Regions from separate parts of the Homo sapiens genome. Here regions 1, 2, 3 and 4 are each linked to region 5. A link is a contact called in ENCODE Hi-C or POLR2A ChIA-PET data. All regions are on one chromosome and are shown on one strand. The core of a region is the stretch at or near the end of the contact, and the rest is flanking DNA. Distances in the headings are between cores, read along the strand shown. Region 1 holds the start of RAPGEF6 (Rap guanine nucleotide exchange factor 6). Region 2 overlaps LOC105379173 (a long non-coding RNA gene). Region 3 overlaps CDC42SE2 (CDC42 small effector 2). Region 4 has its middle 30 kb from the start of CSF2. Region 5 has its middle 420 kb from the start of CHSY3-AS1.

What was found. Hi-C counts contacts between places; a loop is a spot of excess contacts on that map. ChIA-PET counts read pairs that join two places held with the same protein, here RNA polymerase II (POLR2A). Pooled maps may share reads with other maps.
Region 1: a map with no recorded cell type shows a loop between it and region 5 (9-fold over the local background). The contact joins the promoter of RAPGEF6 here to the enhancer-like site in region 5. A Hi-C loop is called at or near these places in 3 of 37 single-sample maps with no recorded cell type and 2 of 50 pooled maps.
Region 2: a loop to region 5 is called in a map with no recorded cell type, with 7 times the contacts of the local background. The contact joins two enhancer-like sites. A Hi-C loop is called at or near these places in 8 of 37 single-sample maps with no recorded cell type and 5 of 50 pooled maps.
Region 3: a loop to region 5 is called in a map of GM12878, with 8 times the contacts of the local background. The contact joins two enhancer-like sites. A Hi-C loop is called at or near these places in 2 of 168 maps with a recorded cell type or tissue (GM12878 and OCI-LY7), 5 of 37 single-sample maps with no recorded cell type and 4 of 50 pooled maps. POLR2A ChIA-PET finds 5 or more read pairs at or near these places in 1 of 52 experiments (PC-9).
Region 4: a map with no recorded cell type shows a loop between it and region 5 (11-fold over the local background). The contact joins two enhancer-like sites. A Hi-C loop is called at or near these places in 4 of 37 single-sample maps with no recorded cell type and 4 of 50 pooled maps. POLR2A ChIA-PET finds 5 or more read pairs at or near these places in 1 of 52 experiments (AG04449).

Annotation. Positions count from the first base shown.
Region 1 is chr5:131,633,932-131,636,658 of GRCh38, forward strand. It overlaps RAPGEF6 (Rap guanine nucleotide exchange factor 6), which reads right to left and starts at 1,298. Exons shown (of 28, transcript NM_016340.6): 1 at 1,031-1,298. The coding sequence starts at 1,099. RefSeq lists enhancers at 488-1,070, 1,018-1,107, 1,200-2,399, 1,408-1,657, 1,668-1,867.
Region 2 is chr5:131,412,782-131,415,481 of GRCh38, forward strand. It overlaps LOC105379173 (a long non-coding RNA gene), which reads right to left. Exons shown (of 3, transcript XR_007058929.1): 2 at 2,290-2,700. Among named protein-coding and RNA genes, the nearest start is that of CDC42SE2, 150 kb to the left of the region's middle. Within about 2 kb of position 1,355, at least 3 of the 41 ENCODE cell types and tissues checked have a DNase peak (open chromatin) inside an H3K27ac peak, as active enhancers do.
Region 3 is chr5:131,381,214-131,383,913 of GRCh38, forward strand. The region is part of intron 3 of CDC42SE2 (CDC42 small effector 2); the gene reads left to right. Among named protein-coding and RNA genes, the nearest start is that of CDC42SE2, 120 kb to the left of the region's middle. Within about 2 kb of position 1,303, at least 8 of the 41 ENCODE cell types and tissues checked have a DNase peak (open chromatin) inside an H3K27ac peak, as active enhancers do; they include OCI-LY7, where a contact is called at or near this core.
Region 4 is chr5:132,102,477-132,105,176 of GRCh38, forward strand. No RefSeq gene overlaps it. Among named protein-coding and RNA genes, the nearest start is that of CSF2, 30 kb to the left of the region's middle. RefSeq lists enhancers at 920-1,214, 993-1,372. Within about 2 kb of position 1,280, at least 30 of the 41 ENCODE cell types and tissues checked have a DNase peak (open chromatin) inside an H3K27ac peak, as active enhancers do.
Region 5 is chr5:130,322,806-130,325,615 of GRCh38, forward strand. No RefSeq gene overlaps it. Among named protein-coding and RNA genes, the nearest start is that of CHSY3-AS1, 420 kb to the left of the region's middle. Within about 2 kb of position 1,371, at least 3 of the 41 ENCODE cell types and tissues checked have a DNase peak (open chromatin) inside an H3K27ac peak, as active enhancers do; they include OCI-LY7, where a contact is called at or near this core.

The DNA.
Region 1 (2,727 bases), core at 48-2,547, 1.3 Mb after region 5:
ACTCTGGAAAGTGGTAGAATTTGTGTTGTTCCTATGCAAACATCAGGATCTTCAATAACATAATTTGACCTATCATGGCTTCCGTTGTGACCTGAATAATTGTCACGACCCAAAAGGTCAGCCCAACGTTACTGAGACTCAGTATGCAAAACACTACATATCTGAAAAACTCCAAAGTGAAGAATTAACCAAAGCATTTCATTTCATTTACTGCAACTTTAAACAAAACAATCCAATAATCCACTCACACTGTTTAGTGTTTTGTTTAGAAAATATGTCCCACTTGTTATAGAAACCTCCAAATCAAGGAAAACCTTCCCCAAAACCTTAGCATTCTACCGGGATAAGCAAAGCTAACAGGTTTTAGTTATATGCCTGAAAACTAGCCTTCATGAAGGTCGAATGAAAAATCTTTTAAGCTGATGCCATAACTGTTAACTCGACACAGCAAATTTTGGATCCAAGTACAAAATACTGTAAAATTTCCCAGTGACAGTCTGAAAAAGTACCTACAGTGGTGTTCTTTAAACATGCATCATCTACTACAGAATTCACCATTTGACTGGATGTAAACTTTTAAACTAACTTTGAAAACTTTATCTTTTTTTTAGGCAACTGTACAATATTTCAGAGACCTTTAAAGAAAAACTATTTCTAAATTACATGGCTGAGATACTTCCCTTACAATTTCCATCTCGTTTTTCATAGTCTACTTAAACGAATGGGCATCTAACTGCGAAACTCATATTACCCAACTCAGAAAATACGACTTAGTAATGGTGCTTTCTTAACGACACTCAGAAGCCCCCGGCAAGGACGGGTACGCGGGTTAAGACCGCATCACAGGCAGGAAGGGCGGTCGGCACCCTGCTGGCGACAAGGGCCTGGGTCAGGGAAGAGACTCAAGCGAACAGATTCCCAGTAGCAGGTGCGAGACTCTGGCAAGAGGGCAGTCGCCGCGGATTTCGGACAGACAGGAGGATGCTGTCTACTGGACTGTGAGACGCACATAAAGGTCAACCAGCCTCACCTCGGGAGTCCGCTCGGGTGGCTTCTTCCTCAACGCCTGCCTAGCGCCAGGGTCCACGGGTGAGTTCATGGCCACGGCCCGGGTACTCCGCAGCCTGCCCTTAGCAGCCCACGCCACAGTTCATTCACACTAGGTAGCGGGTGCGGTACCTTTCCCCCGCCCCAAGGAGGGAACTTCGCGCCGTAACAAGGTCCGAACTCTAGCAAACAACCCTTCGCAACGCCCGCCTAAGGCCTCTACCCACGCGCGACTGGCCGGAGACAAGTCTGCGCGGGGGCGGGGGAGAGTAAGTGCGCATGCGCAGCACGCACGCGCACGCTAAGAAACGCCCAAGGGAGTAACTCCACTGTGACGTTAAAATTGGGGCGGTGCGAGTAAGTCGTTTCCTGCTGTCGTCGTGAGATTTAAAGACACCTCGCGAGACCTCACCTAAATCAGTCACGGGGTCTGCCTTGGCGTTGTGGTTCCGTCTTCTCCATCCGTTGGAGACACCGGAAACGCGCTGAGGACCTGAGCAAAAATAGCATTTTGGGGCAGAACCGTGGGGAGGCGTTCTGACTGGAGAGAACTGTTGTGCCCAAATCCGGAAGCCCAGGGTGTGGCCAAGTCCGGCTTTGCGCTCTCCTCTGCAACTTCTACTGCCGACTTTGAATATGCGGAAGTAGAAGCCGCCATTCGGCAAAGAAGGAATTCCACGCACACCTCATATCTCTTTAAATAAAACGAGATCTCTTGTGAAAGCTGCCGACAGAGAAGTGCTTGATCTATTCGAAACGGACGTCCTGAGACCAGGGCAGAGAAAGCAAACATTCACGGCCAGGATAGGCAGCCGGTGCCGCGGCCAGCTCACGATTACCTTTGAGTCAAAAAACTAGATTTAGACTGCGTTCTTGTAACTAAATGCCCGGGGCAGCCCTCCCTCAGGCAACTGCGTTTAGGGTTGGGACTCGAGTGGCAACTTTTGCAATACTTTTTACATTCTAGTCTGCTTCCCAACAGACCGAATAAAGCCAGTTTTGTTTCACTGCTCCCTTGGTAAGAAAAACAGACCACCCTTAGGAGCAGCCAGAGAGCTGCTGAGGCCGTTTCAACAATAAGCTCACTGACAATTCCAGAATCCATCGTTCTAGGATACTCCTTACCCTTTCTCATAAGTTCATAGGTAACTAACTTTGGCGACACCACCTTTCCACTGAATTTTAAGCTCCTTGATGGCTGTAACTACATCTAGGTACACCTTGGTATTTCTCACAGCAGTTAGCATAGTTCACTAAATAACAAGGTGATTTATGATTATGACATGCTTTCCAATTAATGACTGCTTCACAGTAATTTTAATGACGTAATAAGAGTTAAAATTATATTTGAAAACAATGAGAGTTCAGGCTACAACACCGTTTCTGGGACCGGCAATGACTTAAGGACTGTTTTCTGTTGGTCCTGGGGCTTGCCCAAACTGGGAGTTTACAACATACTATTAGCATTTCTCTTTTTCAGGTATAGATCAAAAACTTTACCAGCGAAGTGTGGCATAGCCATTGTAGAAATAAAGTAATTGTGGAAAAAATCACAGGATGTTGCAGACGATCCGTTTTCCTCATTTTTTGTACAAATATAACCTCTCAAAGATCTGCCCAGGATCACAAACAAAAGTTAACCCTTCCATTCTTCAAGGATCAATTTTCAGAGTCACATCA
Region 2 (2,700 bases), core at 105-2,604, 1.1 Mb after region 5:
ATATATATACACATATATGTATATATACACACACACACATATATATGTACCCAGAAGTGGAACTGCTGGATCATATGGTAATTCCATGTTTAATATTTTGAGGAACTTACATATTATTTTCCAAAGCAGTTGCATTACTTACATTCCCATCAAGAGTGTACATGACTTCTAATATCTCTACATGCTCTCTAACAATTGTTATTTTCAATTTTTTTGACAGTAACCATCCTCATGGGTGTGAGGTGGTATTTTGTTGTGATTTTGACTTGTGGATTAGTGACACTGAACCACTTTTCATGTGCTTGTTGGCCAACTGTTATCTTCTTTGGAGAAATATCTATTCAAATCTTTTACCTTTTTTTTAAAGACAGGGTATCATTCTGTCACCCAGGCTGGAGTGCAGTGGCAAAATCAGGGCTCACTGCAGCCTCATCTCTTGGGCTGAAGCGATCCTCCCACCTCAGCCTCCTGAGTAGCTGGGATTACAGGTATCTGCCACCACGCCTGGCTAATCTTTAAATTTTTTGTGGAGACAGGGTCTCACCATGATGCCCAGGCTGGTCGTGAACTCTTGGGCTCAAGTAATCTTCCTGCCTTAGCCTACCAAAGTGCTGGGATTCTAGTGTGAGCCACAGTGCTCGGCCATTTTTGCTGCCCCCAACCCCTTTTTGGCAGAGTCTCCCTCTGTCACCCAGGCTGAAGTGCAGTGGTGTGATTACGGCTCACTGCAGCCTCAACCTCCCAGGATCAAGTGACGCTCCTGAATGGCCTCCAAAGTAGCTGAGACTGCAGGCACGCGCCTCCATGCCCGGCTAATTTTTAAAATGTTCTGTAGAGATGGGGTCTCTCTATGTTGCCCAGGCTAGTCTCAAACTCCTGAACTCAAGATATCCTCCTGCCTTGGCCTCCCAAAGTATTGGGATTACAGGCATTGCTCGACCTTCTGCCCATTTTAAATTGGGTTTTCTGTTGTTGACAGAGAGATTTTATTTGATAATAATTTAAATAATATTACTTTTAATATTGATAATTTAAAGAAATATTTTTGAAATATGTATTTTAAATGTTATATAAAATGCATTTCAAGTATTCCAGTGTAAAATATACACTGTGCTCTCCCAATCAGAATGGAATGGACTTTATTTGAACCCCTACAGATAACAATATTGTCATTAAAAATTAGGAAACTGAAATTTAGAAAGGATGAGCACCTTATCCAACAGGACACTGAATTTTTCAGTACTACCTTCAGAGATCACTGAACTGTAGCCTGTTTTTGTCTAGGCTTAACTAGGGAAGAAGCCACTTTCGATCTCACGCAAATGGTTAACAGAATCTATTTCCTGTGGCTGGGGAGCTGAGGGCTCTGGCTTCTTGCTGACTATTGGCTGCAGTCCTCCCTTAGCTCCTAGAGGCCTCCTGCAGTTCATGTCCCCATGTGCCTCCTCAACATGTGCACTTCATTAAGCCAAGGAGAGCCTAGAGCTAGTTTGCTAGCAAGATGGAGTCTTATACAGTGTAACATAATCGTGCAGCTACATTACACCACCTTTGCCATTTTCTATTGCTGTGAAGCAACTCACAGGTCTCAATCATAACCAAGGGGATGATACAGTAGAAAATGGCAAAGGGCATGACTACTAGGACACCAGGGTGGCAGACTGTATTTTTCAAAAACAGCCACAGCAATATTCTCTGACATGGTCTTCTAGAACCTTGTTACTTTTTATCAACAATTTCCTCTGCTTCCCTGTCACTGAACCTGGGTGACACACTGTGATACAGCTTGCCTGGCTCTCTCTTTTGCGATACTTGCCCTTGAAACTCAACCTCCATGATCTGAGGCAGGCCAAAACAGCCCATATGGAGAGATCACATGGAGAGGTTCACGTGGTCAGGAATAGAGGCCTCAAACAACAGCCAGCATTAACTCTCAGCTATGAGCTTTCAAATAATTCCTGTCCTGAGCCTGAATCTTTCAGCTAAGGCCTTAATCACTGTGGAGCACAGAAAAGCCAGCTTTTCTAAACCCTGTGCAAATTCCTGAACAATAAACAAGCATAATAAATGGTTGTTTCATGCCACTAAATTTTGGGTTGATTTGTTACACAGCCATAGTAATTGGGACATGTTAATAGAATAAAGGAGCAAGAACCCACAATTATTTCAATACATGCAGAAAAAGCATTTGATAGAGTCTGACATTTATTAATAATTAAAAAGTTCCAGCAAATTATAAATCGAAGGGAACTTTCTTAATCTGACAAAGAGTTAATACATAAAACTTACTGCACACAGTGTATTTATTGTTGACAGTTTTTCTCTATCATCACTTCTATTCATTATATTGGAAGTTCTGGGTAACTGAAAAAATAAAAGGCATAAGAATTAGAAAGGAAGAAATAGAACTGCCTTTAGCTGCAGATTACATGTCTATATAGAAAATCTGAGATTATTATTATTATTAGGATTCAGTGAGTTTGGTAAGACTGTTGGACACTGGAACAACATTAAAAAATCAATTTTATTTCTATTTGACAAAAAATAATCAAAGTCTGGGCACAGTGGCTCGTAAGTGTAATCCCAACACTTTGGAAAGCCAAGGCAGGAGAATCACTTGAGCCTAGGAGTTCAAGACCAGCTTGGGCAAAATTAGTAGACCCCGTCTCTACAAAAACATTAAAAAATTAGCTGGGTCCA
Region 3 (2,700 bases), core at 53-2,552, 1.1 Mb after region 5:
CCAGTGAATTGCACACTCTCTGCTGAAATCTGAAGTCTGTGCATATTTCTTAACTCCTCCCTCTCACTGTTACCAAATCCAGCCTGCAACCAAGTGCTGTTTTTTTTTGTTTTTTTTTTTGTTTTTTTGAGAGAAGTCTCGCTCTTGTCCCCCAGGCCTGAGTGCAATGGCTCGATCTCGGCTCACTGCAACCTCCGCCTCCTGGGTTCAAACGATTCTCCTGTCTCTGCCTCCCAAGTAGCTGGGATTAAGGCACCTGCTACCACGCCTGGCTAATTTTTGTATTTTTGGTAGAGACGGGGTTTCACTGTGTTGGCCAGGCTGGTCTCGAACTCTTGACCTCAGGTGATCCACCCGCCTCGGCCTCCCAAAGTGCTGGGATTACAGGCGTGAGCCACCACATCCGGCCCAAATGCTGTTGATTTTATCCACTGACTACTTCTTGAATCTATCCACTTCTATCTGTGTTATTAGTTGAATCCACATAATCCCTTTTCACCAACATTAATAACTTATTTTGACCTCTTCTAACATGTTTTCCACCTATAGCTATTGTGGAATAGTCTTCTCAAGCTATTTAATCATGTTATTCCTCTGCTTTAAAACACTTTCAATTATTTCCCATTGTTCTTGGGAGGATCACACACTTCAGTCCTTTACAAACTCTATGTGATCTGGTTCTTGCTTATCTTACTATTTTCATCTTAGGTGTTTACCTTTACTATGCTCGCACAACACAGTTGCTCCTTTCAGTTTCTGGACAGCTGAGTTCCCTCAGCCTTGGGGAGCGAAGGACTGAAAGCTTCTTTCATATCTCACAAACTGTTAGATTAGATGCCATGAAGAAACCTTCCAATACTAAGGTGTGACTCCCAGCTCAGTATAGTTCAAGCTGAAAAATACTCACTATTATTTTCACATTCATATATATTAGTTATCTAATAACACAGTATGATAGAAGTAAGCTGAAGTCTTCCCATCCTTTGCTTTTCAGTGTCAGAGTAGCTTCTTGGGAACTAGTTTTGTTATCAGCTTTTGAATATTCTCAGTAATCATGTTTGCTGAATTATTGTTTGTGAGTATGTGTTAATACCCTTCTTTCACAAGCATATCTATTCATTCTTTTTGGGTGAGATGGGTGGTGGCCTGAGCACACTATGGTTTCTGTTCTCCCCCAACACAGTCCTGCAGTAACTCAACAGAATAAATCACTTAATATGGAGGTATAGACCAAGTGGAGCCTTTTGGCAAGCTCTAAACACACCCTTCTGGAGGAAATGATGCAGAATGAGAACTGTTAGGAGTTGCTTCTGCAGGTTCACAGGACAAGGGTTGATCAAGACTCCTCCTAGTGGTCTGGAAGTAGGTACCAGGAAGTATTCTCTGGTACCACCTCCTCCCCTGCTTGAGAGAGCCAAGTGGCTCTCTCTGCATATCAGAAGCAGTTATCTTGACATGTTTACTGCAAACGCCTGGGGAAGAGTCTGGTGTCCTGCAGATGCCACTGTCCTGTGGAACTGTGACAAGAACCTAGAAGCTTCCCTCTCTACCTGTCAGTTAAGTGGCTCACTGGGGAAGAAATCCCAATAATTTGTCCTGCCCACATGCTGAGAAAATTCGTATCCTGTGATGGTAAAGATTACATTTCTGGACCTGCCCAAATAGCTTCCTAATAAGGAAATTTAGTGGAAATGTAATAATATATTATTAAGAAGAGAAAAAGGCACAAAACTGTTAACATCTTTTTTCCCTACTTTATTCCTAAAAAAGATAAGTTAGCATTGTTTAAGGCTAATTCATAGAATTATGCTTTATCATTCCAAACAAAAATAGTATGAAGAGAAGTATGTTGAATGGGGTGGTTGGAAATAGACAAACTGAGTCTGTGAAAAAGATGGGGAACAGAGGAAAAGACCAGTGCATTGCTGGCATGCAGCACTCCAGATCAAAGGATGGTTGTGGGTGTCAAGTCTGCCATTAGGGGCAGGGAGTCTTTGTATGAGGCACCTCTAAGATCATCAGAGGGAGCAGTATGCGAGAAAAAGATAGCAGGAAACCAGTGCATTGTGCTAGGAAATAGAAAAATTAAAACACATAGACAAAAGCCTCTTTTGACTTTATGATACCATTTTAACCTGCAAGTTTTATGATTCTGTGGAACAGGGCCCCAAAAGACAGACAGTTTCTTACCAACTTTCAAAAAAAGGCTTGAAGTAAAACTAAAGTTGTTCAAATAAAGAAATGAGAGTTCTTTGTTCCCTAGTGTTATAGACTTATAATTTATATAGTTAAGTGTTTTTAGGGAAAAGAGTGAAAAACTATAATAATACAACTTTTTCAGAGATTAAAAAATGTTGCAATGACATGTCATAACAGCCTCTGAAAAATAACCATAATGGAAAAAATGAAATTATGTGGCTACTACTGAAAAAATCTAGAGCTGGGGTCAGCAGACTACTACTTTTACAGGCTAAATCTAGCCTGTCACCTGTTTTTGTAAATAAATTTTTACCATAACACAGCTATACTCATTTAATTTCATGTGCTCTGCAGCTGCTTTCATGCTACAATAGCAGAGTTGAGTCAAAGCTACAGTGGAGATTGTATTTGGCCTGCAAGGTTATAATATTTACTATCTAGCTTGGACCTCTGAAGAGGATAAAGCAGAGTTACTTTTCAATGCAGTGAAATTATAAAGAG
Region 4 (2,700 bases), core at 30-2,529, 1.8 Mb after region 5:
TCCTCTTCTGCGGTTTGAGCTCAGTTTTGGCTCTGGGCTAATCATCTGTCCTGTCCTACTTGTCTTCCACAAGGGACCGACTGGTCATGAAGGCCATGAAGGCTGTCTGCTGTGTGTCCCTGGAAATGTCTGTCGACAGCCTCTCTAGGCAGAAGTGTTTCTTCTTGTGTACCAACCAAGACCTATAGGCCTCGCCTCATCTCCCAAGCTATACCTCACCACAAAGCAGAACAAGGGTGGACTAAGAACTGGCAGAGACTTATACTTGGCTTTCCAGAGGTCCCAGGTTTGTGGTAGGGGTTCATGAGGCTGGCTGCTGTCTAGATGAGATATGCAGAGTGAGCTCTTTTCCCTGAATGCTGGGCATCCCATCGGTAGTATGGGACAGGGTAAGCTCCTGGCCTGGCTGGCTCCAATGCTGCCTGAGTGAAGCTATGTAACCCTGGGACATCTCTCTTAGCATGCTGATATTTGGCTGCTTCTCTGATAATGGGAGCAGCATTCTCTGGTATGGGGTGCTGTGGAAGACCTAGGGAATGGGACAACAGATTAAAATGGGCTTTGAAGACCCTTGCAGAGGTGACCAGGGAGGCCCAACCTTCTATTTCCTGTGCTCAGGCCTTGGCAGAGACAGAAACCACGAGGCTCCAAGGTCCCCAACCAGTGGGACCCCGACACCAGGAGGACAGGACTCTCAGAGTTCTGTGCCTACTCCTCAGTTTCTTTTGTGTCTGCTGCTATCAGGAGTCCCAATCTACAGGGCTCAATCAGGATGGGATCCTTAGTGTGGCACCTGGGTCAGAAAGCCGCCCCTGCTAAGAGGCTCAGGACAGGGCTAACTGGGAGAAGAGGCCCCACCTAAGTGTCTGCCACCCAAGATGATACTTTTTTTGGCCCAGAAGCCTCATCTGACCTCTGGCCCAGGCCTCAGCCTGGGTGAGGGTGGACATCTCTGTCCTAACAAGATCCTTGGGAGCCTCCAGGCAGTCCCCTTCCAGGGATAAGAGGTCCTGTGTCTGCTTGGCCTAGAGCCAGGCCTGTGCTGAGTCACAGGACTCTGGTGTTCAAGGCCAAAAACAATGACTTAAACATTCTGAAATCCAGGAAAAATCAGCACTGGCTTTCTACCTAAGAACCCTGCCCAGCTAGGCATGAGTTCACCCAGCAAGACAGTGACAAGGACAATGGGAAACTGCCTGTCCCCTGTAGGCAAGAGGAGCAGGGGGCTAAGCCTTGAGCCTGAAACCAACCCTGAAAGATTCTTTAAAAACCCCATATCATTTCATCTAAAATTAGCTTTCAGCATCTAAATCACTTCCTGTTACAGAAACCACAGGCCTGATGCTTCAGTCATCACCCTGCCTGCCTCTAGGGGTGGGGTAGGTGAGGTAGGAGTGCTGCACACAAAAAACAGTGACTATCCAAAAGTGACACAGCAGTCAGGAACCCCTTTCCCCACCCCCCCCACCCACTGCAGAAAGGATGGCTAAGCAGGGCCCTATAATGGTGTTGTTGTGGGGACCAGAGCCAATGTGAACATGCATGTGCATGTAGGCAAATATACACACATATGCACACTCCCCTGCATGCACACTATACACACAGACCAGAGCTTTCTCCACTGCCGCAGAGAGACTGCCGTATGGACAGCCCAAGCACGTCTCCGTTGTGCCCCTTCTGAGCACAGGACTCACCAAGAGAGGAGGGCAAGTGTCTGGCCTCCTTGGAGCATCTGCATCTCTGTTTCCACTTCTCTTACAGCCCTGGTTACTTTATGCCTAATTGGCTGTGAGCGAGGTTAGCCCAGCACTTGGCACTTGGCTCTCACTCATTGTTTCAGCCAACATTGCCAAGTGTTTCCTGTGTGCAGAAAACCAGGTGGTGGCCGGATTGAGGATGTGGAGCAAGTCAGAGGCCATCCCTGTACACCAAGAACTGAAGTTGAAGAAACCAACTGAATCTCTAAACCAGAGATGTCCAATCTTTTGGTTTCCCTGGGCCACTTTGGAAGAAGAATTGTCTTGGGCCACACATAAAATTCACTAACACTAACAATAGCTGATGAGCAAAAAAAAAAAAAAAAAAAAAAAAAAGAAAGCAAAAAATCTCATAATGTTTTAGGAAAGTTTACCAATTTATGTTGGGTCACATTCAAAGCTGTCATGGGTAGTATACAGCCTGTGAGTCATGGGTTGGACAAGCTTGCCTAAACCATCCAGAGAGCTCTGTTCTTCCTACTGCCTCAAGCTAAGCCCTGACCCAAACCTGAGACCTGGATTGAAGGATGCCAGCATCTGTGCACAGATAAACTGCAGCCACAGAAGGAAGACACTGATCATCTGTCACAAACTTGGTGAGTCATAAATAGTGCCACCTAAACCATGAGATAAACTGGGGGTGCACCTGGAAACCAGGTAGCCCCCCTCAAGGGCAGGGGCTTTTGTATTATAGGTCTGCTGCTATTCTCCCAGTACCCTCAATGGCACATGTCATGTAGAAGAGTCTCAGTAAATACCTGGTGGGTGACAGAATGGAGGTGGGTGATTCTGTTGATGAGCAGGCTGGCACCGATGAGCATGGAGTATCTGCCAGCCCTAGGATGGTGCTGTGTCTGTGTCCATCCACTGTATGGTTACAAGAACTCAAGGTACCTGGGATCCCTCAGTCCTCACAGACCAGCTCCCAAGCTGGGCACAAAAG
Region 5 (2,810 bases), core at 121-2,620:
ACTTTCTAAAAATCACATGCAGTAATTTCCTCCTACTTACTTCAAGCATTAAGTGAACAGATTTGTATAATTTTGTATGCATAATTTTATTTTAATCTATAATGTAGGTGCCATCACTAAGTTCTGCTGAAGAATTGATTACTACAAATATTTTTGTTTTCTTTAATTTGGAATATATATATAAAATCTAGGAATACAAAATGCTGTATAATGGAATCCAAACTTTTCATTTTTTGTATTTATCCTTTAGAATAGTAAAAGTTCATGCATGCCTTTAGGACAATATTAGAGTAAGTTAGTAGAAAGAAATGTAGAATAATGCTATTAGGTTTTCTGTGTTTTTTCACTTTCCCATATAAAATGTGGTTTCCTAAGGTTAGATGGGAAAACGACAGTTGTTTTCTAATAATCTTAATTTCTAGTTCTGCTCTCAATGTCTAGCTCTGCTCTCTACAAACCATTATTTTCATTCTTTTTTATTTAGGTAGTAATTTGATATAATTAATACACTCCCACCCAAGGCACAGAAAAAATAATTATAACAATTCATTCTAACATGTGTTCTCCTTTAATATTGTTTCACAATGAAAATATGGACCTTTGGTAAAAACATAATTTCTCCTCTTCGTTTGAAAATGTAAAAATCATAGGTAGCTTTTGTGATACTAGGTGCTCAAATACTTGTAGTATTTTATGATAGAAACAACTCTGTCAAAGATTGTGTTAATCTTCTTAAGCAACAAGAATTCCTATTGGTCTTTTCCTTACACATTAAATTGAACCAAATAATTTCAAAAGTCTCAAAAGCTGTGAAATTATTATAATAATTGGAAATGTGTCAAAGTGTGGAGTATTTATATGACAATTTCATTTAAGCTTTCAGGGCACTATTGAAACACATTTCAACCTTAAATGGCCATCCAGGCAGAGGCTTTAGAAGTAAATTGTTTACATTGATTCACAATCCCATAAGCCTTTATAGTAAACTATCCTCTTTGAATTTACTACCTTGGTTAATTCAGCAGAAAATTGCTTTCTATTTCTGAGACCCGCTTAGAAGGCTTGAGCAGATTTTTTTTTAAAAAAATTGTTCTGCGATGATGATGAAGGGAGACTTGAGAATCCCTTTGAAAAATAGAATTGACTACAGACCGAACAGCCTGTGTTTATGGATAACTGAGCTTCACACCTCTCACTGAAGGTGAGAAAGTCCTATTGAAGATGACAAAGCCCTTATCACAGTGCCTGGTACAAGGTGGGTACCCAAATGTGTGTCCCTATAAGACAGCAGCAAAGAAACTGTTACTCCTCAAAAACTCTCATCTCCACTGAATGGGTATAGGACATAGAATCTTCCTGTACTTAAGCAACTTTTAAATAGCACTTTATACACTCTCAAAAGATCAATTACATCAGAGTAGCTATGGCTTGTGAAAGTAAAAAAGGGAAGTGAGCAATATCTTAAGAATACCTGGCAGATAAGAAATGCAGCTGTTATGATTGCCTAACTGACCACCTGTTTCCTGTTGAAGGAGCCAGTTGTACTAGTGGAGAGATTTTAAAAGGAATTAAAATACATTCTTCAAATTTACATCAAAATGGATATCATACTATCTACTGTTTCATGATTAAGAACACATACAAAGCCCTTCTTTTATCATGCCTATAGTTCCTGGTGTTCCTGAAAAGTTATAGTGAGACTCAACTATGTACTGAAAGAAAGGAGAGGTAGAAATCATACTCAGCAGCAAATGGGATGCCTGAATCTGAATCCCAGCTCTGCAGTTTACTAACCATGTGACTGTAGAAAATGTTCCAATCTCTCTTATTTTTCTCATCTCTTAAATGGTGATACTAATAATAGTTACATCCTAGGGTGTTGTGAGAACGAAATGAGTTAATATATGCTAAGCATTCAGAACAGCCTGCCAAATAATGAACACTACGTAAGCATTGACTTATTAATATTTTGTTATTACTTTATAAGCACGAATTTTCTGTAATCAGGGAAAGAAAGAGAAAAGCAAAGAAACCTTGATGTTCCAAGCAAGTAAATACTCAAGTTCATCCAGTTGTGTTTCTATCAAATGTGAGGGGTTTAGGAGTAGACTATCTTCTTTATTTTATACCTGATGGAACTTAGGCAAAAGGGAATAACTGGCTTGTATCAGATGATGTCAGTCATTGATTCAGTCACTTTCAGAGCTTTTCTTTTTATTTTTCTTTCCATGATGAGCATTTACTCTTTCAACAGCCAAAGATCATTTCCACGTTCTTCTGGTAATGAAACTGAGCAGGTGTCCCACAGAGCTGATGTTCGTGGTTTCTTTGAATAAACATAGAAGTTGGCCCTCCTAGTTTTAAAACCTGAGAAAGTTGCATTTGTCTTATCTGAGTTCCTTTCCAAGGAAACCAGCCATCAGGCCTCCCAAATAGTAGCAAGGAGCTGAAAGTCACCAGATCACTGCATTTGGACAATCAGATGCCCGACACTTTATCTGTTAAGTTTGCCTAACTGACCACTTGCTTCCCATTGACCAGCTGCTCTTCTTTACCCCTCCCTAATTCCTGTTTTCCCACACATGGTTACATTTCTTCCCTGCTATATCAGCTCCTAATTTTAGTCAGTCAGGGAGATGGATTTGAGACCTCCTGGCCTCTTGGCTGCAGCACTCTATTAAAGGCTTCATCTTTGGCAATACTTGTTTCAGTGATAGGCTTTCTGTGAAGCAAGAAACAGGATCTAGACCGAACATCTGGTGTTTTGGTAACAGTAAGTGAACACAATTTCCTTTGAAAGTTGTCCCTCG